2 separate regions of the Homo sapiens genome follow, and region 1 is linked to region 2. A link is an interaction called in ENCODE POLR2A ChIA-PET data of the cell type or tissue named here. Cell type or tissue: K562. All regions are shown on one strand. Links, peaks and the distances in the headings refer to the core of each region. The heading gives the core; the rest is flanking DNA.

Region 1 (10,762 bases), core at 1,643-9,642, 160 kb before region 2:
CCCTAAGGAATATTAGCTTTGGGATCACAATCTGCTTGAAAGATAATCTTTTATGAAATGGAGTAAGCTATAAAAACACTGGCCAAACACTTCAATATTAATCTCTGGCCAAAAATGCAGAGGTAGAGACTATCCTCTGTATCCCCAATGGCTTGTAATCCCAGTGCCACAATTGCTCTAGGAAAACCACAAGAAACGTGATGGATAGGCCAAGTGTCTTCTAAAGAAACATGGAAAGCTATGACTTGGGGAAATCTAGTGGGACTGTGCACTCCATTAGAGCACTATCAACCCCGGCAAGAGCAGCAAAAGAAACATTAGCAACATCAAAACCAGAGCAATGGAAAGAATATCAAGGTCCAGAAGAACAAAAGCAACAACATAAACAAGAGTGAAAATAACATGAACCACATCAACAGGCCGTATCAGAAGAGAGGATGATACAGACAGCACCTCAGACTTTTTGTACCTACTCTTTCAAGAAGACAGTAACACTATGCTCAAGAAAACTCACCACCTCAGAATTCTTCAGAAACCACCTTCAACCTCAAGAAATGTATTAATAGAATGGAGAATAAAGTGTGGTCTCAGAGTGTGATCTATCACATTCCAATTGATTCACTGGAGAGACATCATTCACCATGAAAAATATCACAATACTGAGCAAGAACTGCTTGAAATAATTATATAAGGACAGATCCACAGAATTTGGGGAAGTGGTCCAGTTAATCTATTTTGTACCCCAATGTTTCCACCCTTTTCATGATTGACTATGAGATCCCCACCTAGGCTTGGAACCCAGGAAAGCCTTTCTAAGGCCAAAAAGGGTTTGGACTGCGGGTTGCTACTTACAATGCTTTATAACAAAACAGAATGGCCTTTACTTGAATTGACTAGTTATTTTAAGCTCCCAAAGCTAGAGAGGCATGAGAACATAAGATCCTCAATTATTTAGAATTCATGGCTCCTGATATGGCTCAAGACTGGGTGACAAACAGGGTTGGGCTGTGATGACTCTGGAGGCTAGGGCTGCTCCAGAGGGAGGTTTGAACACACAGCCATCTGTAGGGAAATGTGGGGGCGGGGGCTGTCTCACTTTGTCAGTGTTCTTCTCGGAGTGTGTTGCCTAGAAGGGAAAGTATTCTATTTGTGATCTGGCCAATGCTAAGTAGAGCAGGATTGTCACCTCCCTGGTTCTGAACACTGCATTTTTATGATTACTGTTAAAGATAGCATTAGGTTTTTGCCACCCTACCTCATAACTGACACATATTGAGCTCACTGTCCTCCCAAATCCCTAGACTGTACTACACTTGCTGCTTCTAAGCCACATCTTCTCCATCCTGGATGTGTATGTGTGTGTGTGTGTGTGTGTGTGTGTGTGTAGCAAGAAGGAGAGAACCGGGAAGAATTCAGAACTGAGTAAGAACTTCTGATCCAGAGGGGTTCAAACAAATTAATCAAGTGTTTTTACCAATAGATGACTACAGGCAGGGAGTAGGCCTCAGAGGGAGATCACCATAAGTTCAAGGTCTGAATTCAACTTGGTGAGACCAGAAACTTAATTATCACCTCATCTAGAATTGGTCAGGCACAGGGAAACTAATTTCCATTCTCCAGAAACAAAGTTGAATTACCCACACCTGTTATTCATCCAAGCTGCCCTGTCCTAGGGTGAGTCTGCTCAGATGTCAGACTTGAGAGCACAGGGGTGTTTGAAGAATGGAAAAGTAAGGCAAAATGGCTTGGATGGCATTCTGGAACATTTTCTTAAAGCTAGGGTAGCTGGATGAATTAGCTTTTAGGAGACTTCTGTCTCTGTGGAGCAGGTTGATCCATAGACTCAGTGGCCCCTCTCTTTGAAGAGTGTCAGAGGAACATTAACATATTCTTTTGTTTTTGTCTCCTCTTTCTCTAACCTCCATGGAGACACCTCCACCCACCAGCCAGCCAATCACTCTTCTGTTATGACAACACAACAGTAACCTCAGCCAAGTCACAACATAATTGAGTAGGTTTCTGTTTTCTGTACACCAAATTCTATTCCTCCTATATCTTACTAAAGATTGGACTTGGGACACAACGTGGTGCCTTGATGGAGACTTGAGACACATCCAATTCCCATCTCATTAGTAATATGTGTCCAAATTCTTTCTCAGGCTCAACTCTTTCTGCAAAGGGCTGAGCTCATAGGTTCCTTGTTGATTTGGATTTGGTCAGTTTGCAAGAGCCGTGTGGTCTAACTTGACCTCTCCGTGAGCAACTAGAGGAGGTGGGGTTGGATGGAGGGTGTGCCTCTTGTGGGATTTGGCACATTATCACAATAACTATCCAAGGCTCAACTCAGAACTGATAATAATCAGCTCTTACATATCATTTAATGTAGTCACCATAAGATATCAATGAGATATATATTGTCTCCCTGTTTGTGAATAATAATAAAACCAATGTTCAGAGAGAGAAAGGACTTTGTTTAAGTTACATGACTAATTATGAGCAGAGCTGAATCCAGGTCTCTTAATTAAGAATCCAGAACTTTTCTGCTTTTTCCTGTGTCTTTACCTAAAAATTGGTAGGAACTCCCATCAATGCTACTCTTGCCAGGGCTTTCCTGTTTCTGACCATTTCTGGTGACCTCACAGAGGGGAGAAACCTGCCAGTGACAAAATCACTTGCCACCTTTCCCAGACATAAAGTAGAAGATACAGGAAGCTGGCTTCACTGCTCAAGCTCTGCTGCCCATGAAGTGACCCGGTCATAGTGGTTAAAGAGGAGGAGAAAGACCATACTAGACACTAAGAAGACCTCCCTTTGCCAGGAAGGGCAGGCCTAAGAAGGGCATCAGTGGACAGAGAACTTAAAAAATGGCCTTTGTGTGTACTACTTTTCTAGGGCTACAATAACAAAATGCCACACACTGGGTGGCTTAAACAATAGAAATTTATTTTCTCACAGTTCTGGAGGCCAGAAGTCCAAGATTAGGTGTCAGCCAGTTTGTTTTTTTCTGATACCTCTCTTGTTGGCTTGCAGATGGCCACCTTCTCATTGTGTTCTCAAATGGTCTGCTCTGTGCCTGTGCATCCTTGGCTTCTTTTTGTGCCCCAATTTTTTCTTGTTATAAAGATAACAGTCAGATTGCATTAGGGACTACCCTAACAACCTCATTTTAACTTAATAACCTCTTTAAAGGCCCTGCCTCCAAATACAGTTACATTCTGATGTACTAGGGGTTAGGGTTTCAACATATGAATTTGGGCAGCGGAACACTGTCCTTTGTTTCTTAGCACATGGGCTGAAACTAGTTAACTTTTTAGGCCTAAATAAATAGAGAACAGCTGGATAAAGAGACAAATAAATGAGATACTTTTGAGATGAAGGTGATTGCGTATAATATTAATTGCCATCTAGTACTTGCATCTCTTCTCTATCCACACCCCATGCTGTGTCAGCTCCCTCATCCATGGCAAGTCTAGAGTTTCACGGTTTCTTGGTAAACACCCATTGTCTGCTTGCTAGCAGAATCTTTGGTTTTCTGCTAAACTGGCACTTTCCTTCTTTATGGCTAATATCTGTTCTTTTTAGAAAAGTTTGGGCTCTTGACATTCTAGAGGCAAGTATGCAAAATGGGAATTCTGACTGTATCTACAGATCTTTGATCCAAAAATGGACAAGTTTTGTCTTTAAGCAGTGGTGGTAATAAATATGGTGAATATAGATATCAGATTTCCCAGCATAGTCCAGGTTCAAATATTTGGTCTTATTGCTTCTGTAACCACATGCACATTTGTTAGACTGGTTGTTCTAATGTGGGTCCAGAAAACATACTTTGGAGTGTGCTGAATGGGTTTAAGTATTCCCATCAATTACTTTCCATTGTTTTGGAGACAAATTCTAAACTCACCATAGAATTAAAAGTCCTCAGTAATGCAGACTTCCACATCTAGCCAGCTTCATCTCCTACCACTATTCAAGATAAGTCATGTACTCAAACCATACAGAATTTTAGTCACCAAACTTGCCTGTCCATTTTATATATTCATGCTTTTGCACATGCTGTGTTAGGACACGCTTCTAGAATACCTATGATGATTTTGCCACTGTTACCTGTAAACTGCCTAATATTCTGTTAATCCTTCAAGTTTCAGTTCAAATCTCTGTGAAACTGTTCCTGACATCCCTAGAAAGTCAATCACTCCTTCTGTTTTGCCACTGTAGCTTATATATACTATATTATATATTATACTTGAACATGTTATAATGGTGAACATATTGGGCTAACTGGAACACCATTTTATTTGGCTATCTTCCCCAGTAGACAGGGACCTGACTTATAATAAGTACCCATGTGTTTGTTAAATGAATGAAAGAAATAATAGGAAAAGGACATTGCCAAGGATGAGCATCTGCATCTCTCCATCTTCTAACATAATTAACTCAATTTCTTTCTTTATTATTTTTGAGGCAGCATTTCATTCTGTTGCCCAGGCCAGAGTTCAGTTGTGTGATCTCAGCTCACTGCAGCTTTGACCTTCTAGGTTCAAGTGATCCTCCTATTTCAGCCTCCCGAGTAGCTGGGACTACAGGTATGCACCACCATGTCTGGCTAATTTTTTTAGTTTTATAGAGATGGGGTTTCACCATGTTGTCCAGGGTGGAATTTCTTATGATTAAGAGGATGAGATGAGAGTGAGGTAGGGCTAGCATCTGGTTTATATAGCTCAGACTAGTCTTCTACTTTGTTTACAGGTTTTGGGACCTGATCTGATCTAAACTAAATTTCCAGTGCTGGGCCCCAAAAAGACTAATCCCACTTGTCAGATTAACATAAACCCTCGAAGGTATAAGTAGTTGTGGGAGGGCAGGATGACCTGACAGACATGTTCCTGGCAGACCAGTTATCATGTTGAGGTGCCCAGAGAACCTGGTTCCTCCCACATAGGAGGACACCACCCTAGGGTCCCTGAGCAAACTATGGGAGACCAGAATATTGCCACATTGATGGAGAAATGTCAGCCTGAAAATTGCCACACATAGTCTTTGGGGAGGCAGTATGGGAATGGGGTAGGGGACAGAATGACACAGAGAGGCTGATGCAAAAACCAACCGTCATTCTTGAGCAACTGAGGAGGTATGGGCTAGAAGTCCAGACTGTTGCTGCTGGGACTTCCCTTCCACAATGACTCTGCAGTCCAGAAGCTGGGGAGGCAGTTACAGAGGCCACTTCAGGCCAAGCCTGGGGTAGAGGTGGTGGCAGATAAGCCACCCACCCATGAGTTCCCTCCCCATCCTACTTTCCTTTTTCACATCTTTCTTACATCAGATATGACAATAGCCCCATGATATAGGCAGGGCAAAGATTATGACCTCTGTTTTACACTCAAGTATGTCAAGTTCCAGAAAAGTAAACCATGAGGCAGTCTCTTTCCAAACTCAACTGCTCAGTTGCCCTTACCTAGTGGCCCCTCCATGTATAGAGTGTGAGCCTTGCCCTGACTAGTCTTATATTCATTCAACTTAATAGCTCATAAGCCTTTCCATGCCTTCAACTTCTTAATTTCAACTCAATCATAACATTGACCTAGTGATGCGAACTCCTCCCATCCTAACTTATGTTGTGTCAGAGGCACCATTTACTCACTGAATATTATTTAATACCTCCTACCACGTGCCAAGTACTAAGCTAAGCAATATCCAATACAGCAGTGAACAAACAGTCTCTGTTTATGTCACAGAGCTACCAATCACAAAAATGCAGTGTTTAGAGCCAGGGAGGTGATCAGCAGTAAACATATAAATTGATCAAAAAACCAATTATTCCGAATGGTAAGGTGTGCTATTAAGAAAATCAGTAGGGTTCCAAGCATATGAGGGAAAAGGGGTAAGAAGAGCTATTTTATCTTGGTTTGGCAGGGAAGACATTCCATAGAGAGAATATTTTAAGCTAAGACCTGAAGAATGAATGAGAAGGAGAAGGAGTCAGCCATGGGTTGAAGGGAATTTCAAAGACCCTGAGATAAGAAAGTGCCAATGGTGCACATAGTCAAGCCAACTAGGATTCATAGCCATCTTAAGGCAGTGTGGTATACAGGAAAGGTGAAAGGCATTGAATGCAACCTTAGGAATCCCCTTGTATTTTTGACCCATCCCTGCTAAGAGGTCAGAAGGGAACTGGCATGTACTGTGTGTCTTTTTTTTTTTTTTTTTTGGCAGGTTCTCGCTCTGTTGTCTAGGCTGGAGTACAGTGGCATTGTAACAGCCCACTGCAGTCTCGACCTCCCATGCTCAAAAGATTCTATTACCTCAGCCTCCTGAGTAGCTGGAACTACAGGTGCACACTACCATGCCAGGCTAATTTTTGTATTTTTTTGTAGCGACAGGGTTTTACCATGTTGCCCAGGGTAGTCTTGAACTCCTGGGCTCAAGTAATCTTCCCACTTCAGGCTCCTGAAGTACTGGGATTACAGTCACTGTACCTAGCCTACTATGTATCATGTCCAGCCAGGCACAAGCTAGTCCCTTTCTCACATGGATTTTTTTTTTATTATTTCCCTGAGCCTCAGCATTCTTATAGGTGTAACAAGGAAGTGAGACTTTTTGGCCTCTAAAAGCTTTTATAACTTGGAGAGATTAGTTGATCTAATCTATGACCCCATCCTCCAGTTAGGAAGCTGAGGTCCTGGAAGACAAAGTGCTTTTATCTCAGGTTGCCCAATGGATAAGTACATTACTTTTTAACTCTATGCCTGATTGACCAAGGTAAAGCTGAAAGAGTCTCATCTGAACTATAACCCAAGTGGGTAAGCCAGTCCCTTGGCACTGCCCAGGAAGAAGATATGGATGGGAGGACTACTCCTTCTTGAATGCAGAGGATAAAAGTTATCTGGGAGCTCTTTTACGGTATGGTTGTGCCTTTGAATATGAGCAAAGCTTCTCCTAGCTGCAGATATTTTCAGGAAGAGCAGAAACTGCACCACAGTGTTTTGGGTAGATAAGGCTTACCCTGGTGGGGAGAGAGGTCCTGGAAGGGGGTGAGCCCAAAATCTATATGCTTTCCTGGGAGGGGACCTGGTGTTTTAAATCCATTTTTAGAATTTTTTTTTTATTGCTGCAAGAACTGGAGAGAGATCAAATCCATTTTCATTTGTTTCCAATAGCCCTTTTTTGCTGCTGCTGCTGCTGCTGCTGCTGCTGCTGTTTGTTCTGTTCCTCCTCCTCCTCCTCTTTCTCGTCCTTTTTTTCCTTCTTCCTTCTCTTTTTCTTCTGGCTTTTGCAACTTAGAATGCACATGGTGGCTAGATACAGTTAAAAACCCAGTTCCATGCTCAGGCTCATCCTAGCACTGGTTCTAATATCTATTCCAGATTGTTGGAGAAGATAGGAGAAAGTGAAGAAGGGAAGAAGAGAAAAAAACAGAGAAGAAAGAAGGAAAAGAAGATAGAGGGACAAGTAGAAGAAGGAAAGGAAAGGAAAAGCAAGGAAAAAGGATAACCTGTCCTCTTTGACTAGTAGGCTCACCAACTCTTCTTTACCATGGAAGGGATTTCAGTAGGACCAAAGGCTTTTCCCATGAAATAGTATTTTATCTTGATAAGAACCTAGCACATTGGTTACCAACCTCCTTAAATTGATTCCCTCAAAAGGAAGAAAGTGTATCTGGAAATCCTCTGAAACTTCCAGAGTCCCCCAAGCCCAGTGCTATTTCTACCAGGGGAGAAAGCAGAGCTCTTTGTATATATGGGTAGGAGCAAAGTAAGATTCTCCTCCCCCTTTCCCCACAACCCGAAGCAGAAGTTTCTCCTGAGATTTCAACCAGTAAAATCACCATATAATAGATTAGGCATCCTGAGAAGTTCTTAATGGAACGAGAGCTCTCACTAATCAAAGCAGGAAAGAACAGGGCCTTGAAGAAATCAGAAATCTAATTAAGGTGGAATTTCAAGAGATCTGACTGAATGTTAAATAAGTTGTAGAAGCCTCATCAAAAGGATTAACTCAGCTGCAGAGACAACGCAGAAGTGCAGGTGGGGATTCTGCATGAAGACTGGAAAAAAAAACAGTGACAAGAACTGAAAGTGGTCATTGTGTTCATGGTGTGTCTAAAGGACAGATAAAAGAAAGAGGTGCCCCTGACCCCTCCTTTCATCCCATCTTAGTTGATGAGGTTTGGGGAAAAGAAGAGTTTGTTAAGCTCATTTAATCTGTTTTGTCTTGTCCATGTTTTCATCAAGCAACTTTCTGATTAATTTGGCTTTTAGAATATATTTTTCCAAGCAAGACAGAGATTGTTATTCAGCCAACATGAGCATTCCCAGCTGTTTTTGGGTTATATTAGCTCTGGAATTAAAACAAAACCAAACAAAAAAGCCTCTCTGTGTTATATCTGCTTTCTGTGAGTTTGACTTGCATGGGTCAGTTCATGGAGTATGATCAGGTCAACTCCAGGTGTCTTCTCAAAACTGAACTGCATGGGTTCTGTAAAACTAAACCGTGTGGTCCATAGTAAGAGGTCTCTGCTTGAGAAGTAAGCCATATCCTTGAAGGGCATTTCTATCTCACTCCTTTTGTTATGCAAAGAAGCTTAGTCCTTTATTTTGCACATGGGGACACTGAAGCCCAGAGAAGCCCAGAGAAGGGAAGAAACTTGTCTAATTTTCCATAGTGGATCAGTGGTAAAGCCAGGATCTAAGTGTAGGTCATAACCTGGTCCTACACAGGCTCTTGTCCTACAACATTCTATGTCTAGATTTTGTAGTCTCTTTCTTGGCCTCTGTGAGAGATGTGTGTGTGTGTGTGTGTGTGTGTGTGTGTGTGTAGGTTTTCATCCACAGTTCCTTTAGGCCTCAGAAGCAGGCCTCAGAAAACAGAATCTCTCTCTGTGAGAGATGTGTGTGTGTGTGTGTGTGTGTAGGTTTTCATCCACAGTTCCTTTAGGCCTCAGAAGCAGGCCTCAGAAAACAGAATCTCTCTCTCTCTGATATTGTCCTGCTCTCCTTTCACTTGTCCAAGGCAGCATTCTAATCTGATTGTGGATCCTAAGACCCTCATTCCAGAGAGGGTCCTGACTCATACCTAGGAGGAAAGAATGCTGTGTAGAGAGGCCAAGAAGAATCTGAATAGATAAACCTTGCTGGCTTCCCTGACCCAGTCTGTTAGTATGATATAATACCCTTTTTATCCAATCACATTTATACATGAGTGTCAATCATGCTTAGGTAATGAAGCCTCCATAAAAACCCAAAAGGACAGAGTTTGGAGAGCTTCTGGATAGCTGAAGATGTGAAGGTTCCTGCAGAGTGGTGTGCCCTGGGAGAGTATGGAAGCTCCACACCACTTCCTCCATACCCCACCATATGCATCTCTTTATCTGTACCCTTTGTAATATTCTCTATAGTAAAACTGTAAATGTGTTTCCCTGAGTTCTGTGAGCCACTCTAGCAAATTAATTGAACTCAAAAAGAGAGTTATGGGTACCCCAGCTTGATACTGCCCAGTCAGAAGTTCTGGAGGCCTGGACTTGGGACTGATGTCTTTGGTGAAGGGAAGTCTTGGGAAATAAGCCCTCAACTTGTGAGACCTGAGGCTATCTTTAGGTAGATGGTGTTGGAATTGAATTAGAGGACACTCAGCTGGTGTCTGCTGCTTTGTGTGTGGGGGAAACTATCCCACACATTTGGCTGCAGAAATCTTCCATGTTGATTGTTGTGTTGATGTGAAAGCAGAGGAAAAAAATGGTTTGGGGTTTTTCCCAAACAACCCTCAATTCAGGATCATGAGTTTTATGAACTCTCTGAAAAGCAATCTTTAAATCAATTGAACTTAACTTCACTAGTAATTCTCTAAAGGGCTGAGGTTTATTTTCAGCTTCGCTTTTTGATATTTACAACAGATTTCCTCCCTCCAGCCCACGCAGCTTTGTCGCCTCTCTGATTTTCATTTCCTCTTCTTCCTTACCTAAGGTGACAGGAATGCAACCCTGGTTGCAATTGTGTTTTTCTCTATTCAAATTTTGTCTCATTATGTCCATAGGAAGAAAACAGAGGTTTAGAAGACATTACTGGCTGGGCGGGGTGGCTAACACCTGTAATCCTAGCACTTTGGGAGGCCGAGGTGGGCAGATCATGAGGTCAGGAGTTCGAGACCAGCGTGGCCAACATGGTGAAATCCCGTCTGTACTAAAAATACAGAAATTAGCCGGCATGGTGGCACACATCTGTAATCCCAGCTACTGGGGAGGCTGAGGCAGGAGAATTGCTTGAACCCAGGAGACAGAGGTTGCAGTTAGCTGAGATTGCACCATGGCACTCCAGCCTGGGCAACAGAGCAAGACTCCACCTCAAAAAAAAAAAAAAAAAAAGAAGACATTACTCATCAACCCGATTGCTGTGCTGGCCTATGTTCACCTCCAAACACATCTTGATTTCAAATGGTTCACTAAAAGCCTACTGTGTTCTAGGTATGGAGCCTAAGAAATGACTCACCCCTGCCATCTGAAGAGATTTTAACTCGGGCAGAATTGGAGTTGTGGACTTAACATGTGTGGAAAGTATCCATAAGTCAAGATGGAGTCAGATTATATAGCACAAATATTAATATTTATTTCAGCAGGCATTTTAGTCAGATTTAACCAACATTTACAGAAAAGCTACTTCATGTTAGAACTTAACCTAGGATCTGGGAATCCAAAAATTATTAAGTTAAAGCCAGTGCCTGGTAGAGCACACTTTGTAACTATGTAAACAGGTATTCTAAATACAATGTAATC
Region 2 (10,762 bases), core at 1,025-9,024:
GAAGGGAAATAGCCTACTCCAGGTAACACATAGGTTTGTGGCAGAGAGGACTGGAATGAAGTCCTCACTATTGTGCCCAATTATATCAAACTAAGTTGTCATTTTGGAGAGGAAGCATGGGATTTTTTTAGTCCCTTAAATAATATCATGAACATGATCACTTCCTTCAACCAGTGATTAGGCCAGCCATCATAGAAGCATTTTCTAACACGGTTCTGTGGGGATGAAGAAAGTATTGGGCATGACAACAAAGAAAAATGGGGTTCGAAAGTCAGAACTGCATTGTAGGTGCCCAAGGAAAAAAAACACTCTCCAAAAGACAGCTACTTCTTTTGCTGTGAGAGGAGGGCGAGACGGCACTAACTGGCATTTTTGCTGAGGAGTTCTAAATTCACTAGAAAAAGGAACCAATGAACAGAAGGTAGAAGGCAGCATATATTTGGCTATTTAATATGGGAAAAGATAATCTAGAGTTGCCTTGAGAGATAATTGAGTGAGTTCTCAGTTATTACATGTATCCAAGCAAGAGTTCATATAGCCATTTGGAAATGATGCTGTGGATATATTTGGGAGTTTTCAAGTTAATTTTACCAAAATTTATTCCTTCAAATGAAAGGCTATGTGGCTGCATTTACCCATTTAATGTGTATCCATTCTATTAAATGGATAAATGAAGCCTTCTGAAGAGCCCTATGAGGCAACATAATTTGAAAGCAAATGACAACCATGCCTTCTGAGGCTTCATTTTGTTCACTATTCTTCTAACCCAAGGTAACCAAGGATAATTTGGGGGTTAGGTGCTTAGAGGAATAGGACTGGGCCAGTGGATGGATTGATTGGAAAAGTACAGGGGTTGGTAGTGACATACACACAGTCCTTTTAGAAACAAACTTGGTCAAACAATGGAACTGTCAGGTACAATCAAGTCAACCTTTTAACTAGAAAAGCCTCAAGTCATCTTCTGAAATGTGAAGTTAACACGCACTTTTTTTTCTAGTAGGATCTTGCTGACCTTGAAGGTCAGCTCTAAGGCTGCTGTCTTATTCTTTCACTAATCATTCATGTATTCATTCATCCAGCAAATATTTATTGAGCACCAACTCTGTATCAAGTGCTGTGCTAGGCATTGAGGCTACAGTAGGGAGCAAGAAAAATGTAATCCCTGACCCCACAGAGCTTCCATTATACGGTGAGGAGAGAGTTAAGCAAACAATTTCAACAAATTGTTGTTAGATGTACGGGGTGACTTGGGAGCACATCACAGGAGGACCTCACCCAGAAGCATAGAAAGTCAGGGAAAACCTCTTAGAGGAAGGGACTTCTAAACTGAGACCCAAAAAATGAGTGGGTGAATGAATAGGTGAAAAAGTGATTGAGGCAGATGAAACAACATATCAGAATCTGTTGGAGGGAAGAGAGAGCACCATGCACATTGGAAACTGACAAACTGACAGACCTCTGGCATGGGTGGGACGCATTGAGTGTGAGGAGAGGAAGGGCAAGCAGTGACCTAGAAAGATTAGGAAGGGCTGGGCCATAAAAATGCCATATAGGCCATGTTAAGAAGTTTGATCTTTATCCTAGTGAAATAATAAGGAATTAATTTTCTTAATGTAACAGATATGAGTTTCTTGAGAGAATAGAAATACAAAGAAGACAACAAAAGTGGCTTCATATTCACTTTCCAAGTGACCTTTTTTTAAAAACAAAAGTAACTAATATATAAGGCTTGAAAATCTAAACAGTTCAAAACGAAAAATGAAAGTCACGCTTCCCCCAACCAAGTTACTCTCCCCAAGGAAAACCACCATTAAGAATATTTTGTGTTATTTCCAGAAGAAATATTCATTGTCCCCTCATGTAAGTATGTATATATGTGTGTGTGTGTGTGTGTGTGTGTGGAGATATCTATATCTCTATGTATGACCAATCACAATATGCTCACTCTTTTGCACCTTGCTTTTTATTTAATGACATATATTGAAAATATTTTCATATGTGCATTCACACACACACACACACACACACATATACGAAATATTTCATCAGTTTGAGTGTCATCCTTACTAGAGAGTCTTACTAATATCATTATTATTCCAACTTTAGTCAATAAGGGAGGCATTGCTGGGGGATTTTAAGCAATAAGGATTTACAACCACTTTTGTGTTATGGGAAAAATAGCTTTGACTGTTATTTGAAGACCAGATTATGGGGGGTCAAGAGTGGAGTCATAAAGAATTATAAGGAGGCTATTACGCTGGTCCAATTAAAAGATTATGGTGACTTAGACCAAGTCCATGGCGGTGGAGATAGAGAGAAGTGGGTGCATTGAGAAAAAGATGTAAAATATAAATATGACAGGACATATCAATGAAATGGTTGTAGAGAGTGAGAGAGAAGAGAGTAATCTCAGATGACATTCAAGTCTCTGGCTTGGTATATAGGAATGAGAATGCTAATTATGTCATGCAGTCGTTCAGGAGGCTTATTCTGAATGATATTCACCCATTGAAAATATCCTCTCCCTACTCTAAAATGTTATATCACATTGTAGAGACCTCTATTCTCTTACTTACTATGTCTATTTATAGTAATGAAACATTTTATTTGTACATTGTTTTAGCCTTCTTACATGCTATGTACTCCTTAGTAGTGTGGCTGGAAGTAGGCAGGTATGAGGAAAATAGAGGAAGAAAAAAAAAGACTAACATTTACTGATCATTTACTATGTAACAGGTGTTACACAGGGCCATTTTTCAGACATTGCATTTTATTTTCACAGCCTGATTTTACAAATAACAAAATGGAGGCTCAGAGCACTCAAGTGACTTCCCCAAGATCATACATTTTAGGGAGAGACAGAGCTAAGATTCAAACCAAGTTTGTCCATGCCCAGGGCCCACCATCAGGAAGCCAAATGAGAAAGTATAGAAGAGTTGGGAGGAACAGCTGATGCCATGTATAGAGCTGCTCCAGGCAGGCAACAGAGAGGAAAGCATGTTAATTGCACAGGGAGAGGAGAGGAAGCTTCACCCAGGCAAGCAGAAAGATTCTTGGGCAAAGGGAGTGGGGAAATAGGTGTTGGGAGGACTCTCAGGGAGACGCCACATGAATGAGGTACCAGGAAGCTGAATAAAATATATTTTTGACCTAGGGCCAAAGAGTGAATACTCAAAGACCAGGTGAGTCTGGAGCTAAAGAATCAGTCTGCAGATGCAAGTAAGCTGGTGGTGGTGGGAGGTTGGGGGGTGAGCTTCAGAGCAAGCATCCCTTACAGCAGTGGTCCTCAAACCAGCAGTGGTCCTCAAACCAGCAGCAGCAGCATCCCCTGGGAACTTGCCAGAAATGCAAGTTCCTGGGCCTCACCCAAGACTTACTGAAGCAAAAACTCAATGCCTTAACAAATCCTATAAGGGATTCTGGTACATGTTCAAGTTTGAGGCCTACAGCCTTGGAGGACTAGGGAAAGCAGCAAGTGGAGTTCAAGAGCCAGAGTACAAGAACCAAACAGTGTACCCAGAGCAAGCCTAGGGCTGTCACACATCACAGCAATGCAGAGCAACCTTTCCAAAGCATAACAGAGTCTGCTGGTCAGAAGTGGTGGTGGGGAGTGGCTTCAGAGATGTGGTTTCTGGGGGACAACCCCCTCTTCCCTGCACCCCTCCACCTTTCCCCAGAGGTCTTCTTTTTAAGAAACTGCTAAGGGCAAGCTCATCAGAGGATCCTGAGGTAAAGGGGTTAGACTGTCTGTGCCAAGGCACTGCCCATGGCTTTTAATTTTCTCCTGGTACCTGATACTGTCACAAAATTTAACTGTGGAAAATATAGGAAGGAAAACAACATTTACTGGGGGTCTGAACATGCTGAGCACTGTGCTAAGGGTTCACACAAATGCCAGCTGATTTAATCCTCACAATATTTCAGTCATGGAAGTGTTATTATTCCTGTTCTGCAGATGAGGGACCAGAGGCTCGAAAAAGTTAAGTGATTTGCCCGAGGTCACATAGCTCAGAAAAAGGCAGCCAAGATACAATCCTTAGTCTTTCTGACTCCAAATGCCATGCTTCTCACCCTAGACCATGTTGACTCTAATGTGAAGGTCCCTGGGGTCCTCTCCTCTTTGTAGCCACCCCAGGGCCATGTGTTATTGATGGCCCATAGATGAGTAACCTGGAAATATTGGTTGAATGAATAAACGAAAAGATGTTCTAGTGACAGAGTTTAACACATGAAGGACCCTTAAGGATATTCTGGTCTTACGGTTTTCCAATCTGTTTTTAGTGTCCTAGACATTTCTTACTGGTGCTCCAGACACAATCACATTGTCTAGGAAACCAGTCATACCCAGTGGACAGGTTCCTCTGTCTCTTCACCCTTGCCCATTTCTATCTCCTTCCCTGCCTTACCTAGAACAAATCACTTTCATCTTCCATAAGTAGTGGGTGTTTACTAAGATTCTGTTTGGGGAAAGGGTTCTGCTGCCAAAATTAATTTTGAGAAACCCAAATCTAGACCACCTTTTTCATGTTATAGGTGAAGAAACTGAGTGATAGAAAGGCAAAAAGACTTGTCCAGGGTCACTGTGTGCTCTTTAGTAGCATAACTAGAATGTGAAGCCAGGATTCTTGAAACATTCTTCTTTTTTGACACAAGTTAATACAGTTTGTGTCCTAACGAGGAAATAATTATTTAGATTTCAACAATTATTTAGAATTGAAAAATTAAAAATTATAACTCTAATTTTTGCCTTTACTATGTTCCAGTTATTGTGCTAAATAGTTAATACGTATAGCCTTATTTAAGTTCTTATAACAGTCTTATAAAATAGGTAATATTATTATCTCCATTTGAAAACTGAGGTTTAGGGGGATTAAATTACTTTAATCATAGAATCAGGAAATGGCAGAGTTGGGATTTCAGTTCAGAATATCTGATTTCAGTTTTCATGCTCTTAACAGTGATGCCATATTGCAAATGTCTATATTGAAAAAAAAGTCTATTTAGCCTGCTGCTTGTTTTGTAAATTAATTTTTATTGGCACAATGATATACCTTGAGAGCTACAAAGACAAATTTGTGTAGTTATGGCAAACAGAAACTGTATGCTCTGGAAATAAATGATTTAGTAGCTAGCCCTTTATAGAAAAAATCTGCCAACCTCTGGTCTGTAGACACCAACTTTAAAATGTTTTTCAAGTGACCTCCAGGAGAAGGAACCAGAAATGTACCCCGGATTTGCAGAAAAGGTGGGTGCTGTTTGTACTCTCAGTGAAATTGGTGAATGAATAATACAAACCTGGAAACCTGGCCTACCTGGCCTCCTGCAGTCTTCACTGTGTTGATTCAAGTCTATTATGACCTGTTCTTGTTGTCTTTCATGAGTCAGAGCAGAGGCCTTATCCCTTCCCCTCCCTGTCATAAATGCCTTAGAGCTTGGACTTGGATCTCAGCTTAATCAGTTTTGTCTCCACTTCCCCTTTCTTGCTTCAAGGTTCACATGTGTGCGAGGCAGATAATTCTAGGGGCTGCCATGGCTTGGCTAAGCTTCCCTTGACCACTGAGCATTTCTAAGGGAGTTGAGGCTGGTGGCTCCTCCTTCCTTCCTACTGGTGCTTCCACCTGCCTTGGTCTGAGTTGCAGTCCATGGGGCAGCGCCTAAGTGTCTGAGCACACTTAAGAATCTCTAGTGGTTTATGACCCAGACTTTGCCCTACCACCTCAGTCTTCTGAATGTTCTCTTCCCTGGACCCTGCTCCAGACACTTTAAATTCAGAAGAGGAAAATGTGCCCAGCCTGCCTGGAGAAAAGTGTCTGCTCCTAGCCAAGATCTCCTCATCACAAAGTAAGAATATCAGGTGGTGGAACCCCCATCATACCTGTCCCCTTCCTATACCTGGGTCTGTTGGGTAGATGCAGTCCTTTTTAGAGAGGCATAGTATTCTCAGACCTGTCGCCACAAATTGCTCCCCACTCATTCTTTCCCTATACTTTGTGTCTTTGAAACCTCTTTATCTTCTATGTTTAATATCTAGACTATACTTTCTTCATGGAATTCTAGATGTGTAAATTTACAGGGCTGGGAGGGTCCATATCTAGTTTAAGACCCTCATTGTAGAAATAGAAAGAGGCCCAGAGAAGAGAAGGGAGTGGGCCAAATCCACAAAATCCACATAGCTGATTACTCCTAGAGCAAGTGGGGCGAGAACCTTGGTCACTTGACTCAGGACAGTGACTTTTCACTCTTCTCTCTTTCCACCAGGAATGGGAATGACCTTTGACTTTAAACAAATCCAGACTCCAGTTTTACCCTGAATTGTTGGGGGAACATTTTGTTTTTTTTTTCTTTTTAGTATTTTCAATTCTTCCATGTCTTAGTTTTTAGGGTGTTGACCTGTGTTAATCCAGGCTATCTTCTAGCTATATCTGGTTTCCTCAGGTGGAAAATGTTAAATATAGTTAATATAAAATTTCACTCTAGAATCTGCTAGAAATGACGGAGGCAAAGTTAATGTATATATAAAAAAATCCACCAGTGACTGGTGGCCAGTAGGCTTTCAATAATTGTGAAGTCCCTTCTACCCCCTTGAAAGTACTGTGTTTCTCCCCTAAGCAGCACATTGTGTGTGGTGGTTTCATGGTTAAAAGTTTAGACAGACCCAGCAAATCTCTCTTCTCTTTTACTTCCTAAGTGTGTGACCTTGGACAAGTTACCTTCCCTCTCAGAGCTGAATTTTCCTCAGTTGTAAAATAGAGAGAATTAGAGTATTCATCTCACAGGATAATTGTGAGACTTAAATAAGAGAATGCATGTAAAATGGTTAACATAGGGCTTAGAATGTAGAAAAAAAGTCCTTTGTTTTATTGCCAATTTTATTTTTACTTATGACTAAGCAGCCATGACCTCAGAATAATAGTCAGGGCTGACAATTGTGCTTCAGAGCAAGAAGGGGAAGAGGTGGTGAGATGGAGGCTCTTTCAATTTCTACCTCATTTCTTAAATGGAGCTGTTGAAATCTACCCATGAGCTTTGGCTGGCCACACTGACAGTGTTCTCCTCTCAGCAAAGACCAATTAGCAAGTCCTGATAACAGAAGTACAACCCACCCCCTTGTAATTCCTCCTGAGATCCTAACCAGGATTTGTAAAACACCCGGATATGGGTAAAGAACCATCCCGGGTTTTGTATCAAACCAGGCCCCAGAGGAACAGGACATTCCAGTAGTTTTGTTTCTGGAAAAGAGGGCACCCAGCCCTTCCCCCTCCCTCATCCTCCCATCCCAGTAAACCCTGCCAAATTGGAATCCTGGACTTAATTTAGGAGAAAGGCCCTGTAACCAAGATACTGACTGAACATGGCTGGCGGACTCAGGCTGGGGTCTGCAGTGCAGCATTAATGGGCCGCTGACATGAATATGGAGTAGTTTTCTCTAGCAAAGGTAAGCTTTCTTTTCTCTCTTTTCAAACTCTACCTCACCTGCCTTCCTGTGCAAAAACGTTTATTTAGCTGGGTTTAAGGGAGTCCTGGCCACTAGGAGAAAAAGTCAGTGGCCAAAAAGTTGGAGGAGGTTTGGCTGATGTGCAGGAAAGTTAAAGGAGACAATAGGCTCCTTTTGTTCCTCTCGCCAAAATAGCCAGGACTACACTGGCTTGTCTGTTTCAGGGCCAATCCTGGAGCCATACAGAATAGTTCATTTTCCTGTCGAAATAGCTTGCTCATCTTCTGTTTCACAGGTTGAGGAATTTATTGAGGTGATGGATCTGAGGATTATGTAAGTGGGAACTCAGTTACTTAAAAATAACCATGTTTGGTTTCATATTTTGAGACCAGATTGGCACAGAGTAAGCCAATAAATGATAGCTTAACTAAGCTAAACATCTGAATTTGAGTAGTCTTAGTTTCTACATAGCAAAAATCTTTTAGAAATCATTGGTTCAAATTCTGGCTATTTTTAACAACTGGCTGCGTGACTTTGAGCAAATCCTTGCACCTCTCTGGTATCAGTTTTTTATACATCAAATGAGGGTGATTGAAAAAGATGGTTTCTAAAGGTTTCATGCATGTGTGAATCTATAACACGTTCAGTTTTTCATTACTCAGCATCTATTATATGACAAGCAATCCTTTTGCTAGGGACTCAAATATCCATGGTTTTATTTGGGCCTCAAGACAATCCTGTGAAAAAAATATCATCCCATTTTTTGGATGAGATGACTAAGGCTAAAATAATTTATTGAAAGGTCACATAGCTATCACAGACAAGAGATAGGATTTGAATCAAGGTCTTTAACTTCAAATCGGTATGTTTTCTATCACAGAGTTAAGAAAGCAGAGGACCAAAAGGTGAATTTTGATGGAGGGTTTATTAGGAAGGCTGCTGAGAGATTGAAGACAGGGCCCCAAAGATGGCTCAGCATTCCTTTATTCAGTTGAGTAATCCTTTGTTTAGGATGAGCCTGTCTAGCCCAAAGTAGTATAACTGAGAAAGGGAGATGGAGGGAGAGAAAAGAGCATTGTCGCAATAAAGGAACAGTTTGCAAATTCTAGGGAACACAGCAATGCAAATTGTTATGAATAATAGGGACCAGACCCAGGTGACACTGGGATGGCAGGAAGGTAAGGTAAAGGTAAGGGAGGCTTAACTTTATATTGGCTGATCTTCTCTCCAGGTTGGCACAAGGTTTCAGTATATCTTAACTAAACTATCCAAATAGCCTAGAATTTTTCTTTCTTTTTTCCTTCCTTTGAGTGCCTATTCCTTCTGCCTTCCTTTTTATTTTGTATTTTTTACTTTTTTCCAGGATTCTTTCTCAACTTACTTATTTCATTTCTCCTTTTATTTCTTCCTGTTCTTTTTCCTCATCAGTCTGGTTCTTCTCTATGGGCTTAGCTGAGAAAAAAAATATCCTTGCCCAAGTGAAAAGCTTACACAGGGCTTTCACATCTTTCATATTATTTGACCTTTATTACAAACTAATGAGGGGCCCAAAGTAGAGACAATCCTCATTTAAGACATGAGGAAACTGAGGCTCAGGAAGTTAGGGACTTGTTCAAGGTTATATAACCAATAAATGATGAATCCAGAGCTAGAACTTACTATTTTCTGGTGCCTGAACGCTTTCCACTGTACCATGAAATATCTAAGTGGTTATATTTTATTTTATTTATTTATTTTTTGAGACCCGTGTTTCACTCTTGTTGCCCAGGCTGGAGTGCAATGGTGCGATTTCGGCTCACCACAACCTCCGCCTCCCAGGTTCAAGCGATTCTCCTGCCTCAGCCTCCCGAGTAGCTGGGATTACAGGCATGCACCACCATGCCCAGCTAATTTTTTGTATTTTTAATAGAGATAGGGTTTCTCCATATTGGTCAGGCTGGTCTTGAACTCCCGATCTCAGGTGATCCACCCACCTCGGCCTCCCAAAGTGCTGGCATTACAGGCGTGAGCCACTGTGCCTGGCCTAACATCTAAGTGGTTATAAAGGATTTTATGGGTTTTTCATTTTTTCTGCTCTTTTAGTATATGATAAAACCAAATTAAACAGCAGCAATAACAATGACAAATTCAAATTTGAGGAGGATAGAAAGGATGTCAATAATTAGAAGGAAGAAAAATACTTATCAGGTGCCTACTAAGTCCCAGCTGCTGCAAAAATTTATCTTATTTAGATATAGAGTAAAACAGTACTTAAACCTAAGTTTGTCTGACTCAAAAGTTCTAGTTCTTTACATTATACCATGTTGTTTCCAAGAAGAGAGTTCAGCTTGGGCTGTGTGCATTTTCATACCTATGTTTATATTCCTGTATGCTTAGAATGTGTTACCATATATGGGAATTTATGAGTGTGCACATATTTATTGCTATTCATAAAATGGAAAATCTTTATGGCCCTGGCAAGTTTCATTTCCAAACTATTTCCTTACTTGCAATAGTAATAGCCACTAATACCTTTTGATCACTTACATGTGCCCTTAAAGTACTTACAGATCTTAATTAAGTTAATCCCCACAAAACTCTATGAGGTAGCTAATAGTATTAATACCATTTGAAAAATAAAGACACTGTGGCTAAATAAATGAAGAAGTTTCCCAAGTCATACAGCTAGGAAAAATGGAGCCAAGATTCACTTAGGTAGCCTGATACCAAAGCCTGTGCCCTGGATGCAAAATCGAGTAAGTATTCCTTATCTCTCAAGATCTTGAGAATTATATAAGATGGCAGATATGAAAAACACATTGTAATCTGGAAACTGCTAGGGGTATGTTAGGTGGCATTTCCCACCACTCCCCAGATTCTATTGTTTAAGCCATTTGGATCATAAGTCACCACTGTTGAATGCTTGTTCACTGTATGCTGATGGCCTGTACTAGTCTCTCCCAGGAATATTTTCAGTTTTATCATGTGTTTCTCCAGTTGTGGAGCTCTTGCCTGGGACAGTTTTCTGTCTAGGTAAATGAGTTCAAGGCACAACTGCTTTGTTGACACCTCTCTGAGAAAGAAGATTGAAAGGGGTCCATGTTGCATTCAGACTTGGAATGAACCGAGGACACTCCCTCCCTGTTGAGGATTCCAAGGCATGACTATTTGTGTGACCATATATAGAGCTATGTGTAGGTGTATGTGAGTACGCCTGTGTTTCATCAGTGAATGTAAGTATTGGCAGCATGTGAAAGCTGGAAGGACTCTTTGAGAGCTCATTACATACCACATTTTTATGGTTCTGCACTTAGATTATCACACTTCTGTGACTCCCTCAAAAGGTAA

What was found. Peaks named below come from ENCODE experiments on the same cell type or tissue, not always from the same donor. Only the 100,000 strongest peaks of a DNase experiment are listed, where the experiment ranks them.
Region 1: POLR2A ChIA-PET joins it to region 2 with 8 read pairs; 1 of 35 experiments calls an interaction of 5 or more read pairs at or near these places.

What each region holds. Positions count from the first base shown.
Region 1 is chrX:65,993,061-66,003,822 of GRCh38, forward strand. No RefSeq gene overlaps it. Among named protein-coding and RNA genes, the nearest start is that of MIR223HG, 17 kb to the right of the region's middle. RefSeq lists an enhancer at 1,862-1,921. In K562, for the core only: no CTCF peak of the experiment used is centred there; DNase peaks (open chromatin) are centred at 5,231, 6,661 and 7,001; H3K4me3 peaks cover 3,704 bases.
Region 2 is chrX:66,157,036-66,167,797 of GRCh38, forward strand. It overlaps HEPH (hephaestin), which reads left to right and starts at 7,212. Exons shown (of 21, transcript NM_001367233.3): 1 at 7,212-7,435. In K562, for the core only: a CTCF peak has its summit at 5,599; DNase peaks (open chromatin) are centred at 5,476 and 7,116; H3K4me3 peaks cover 3,533 bases.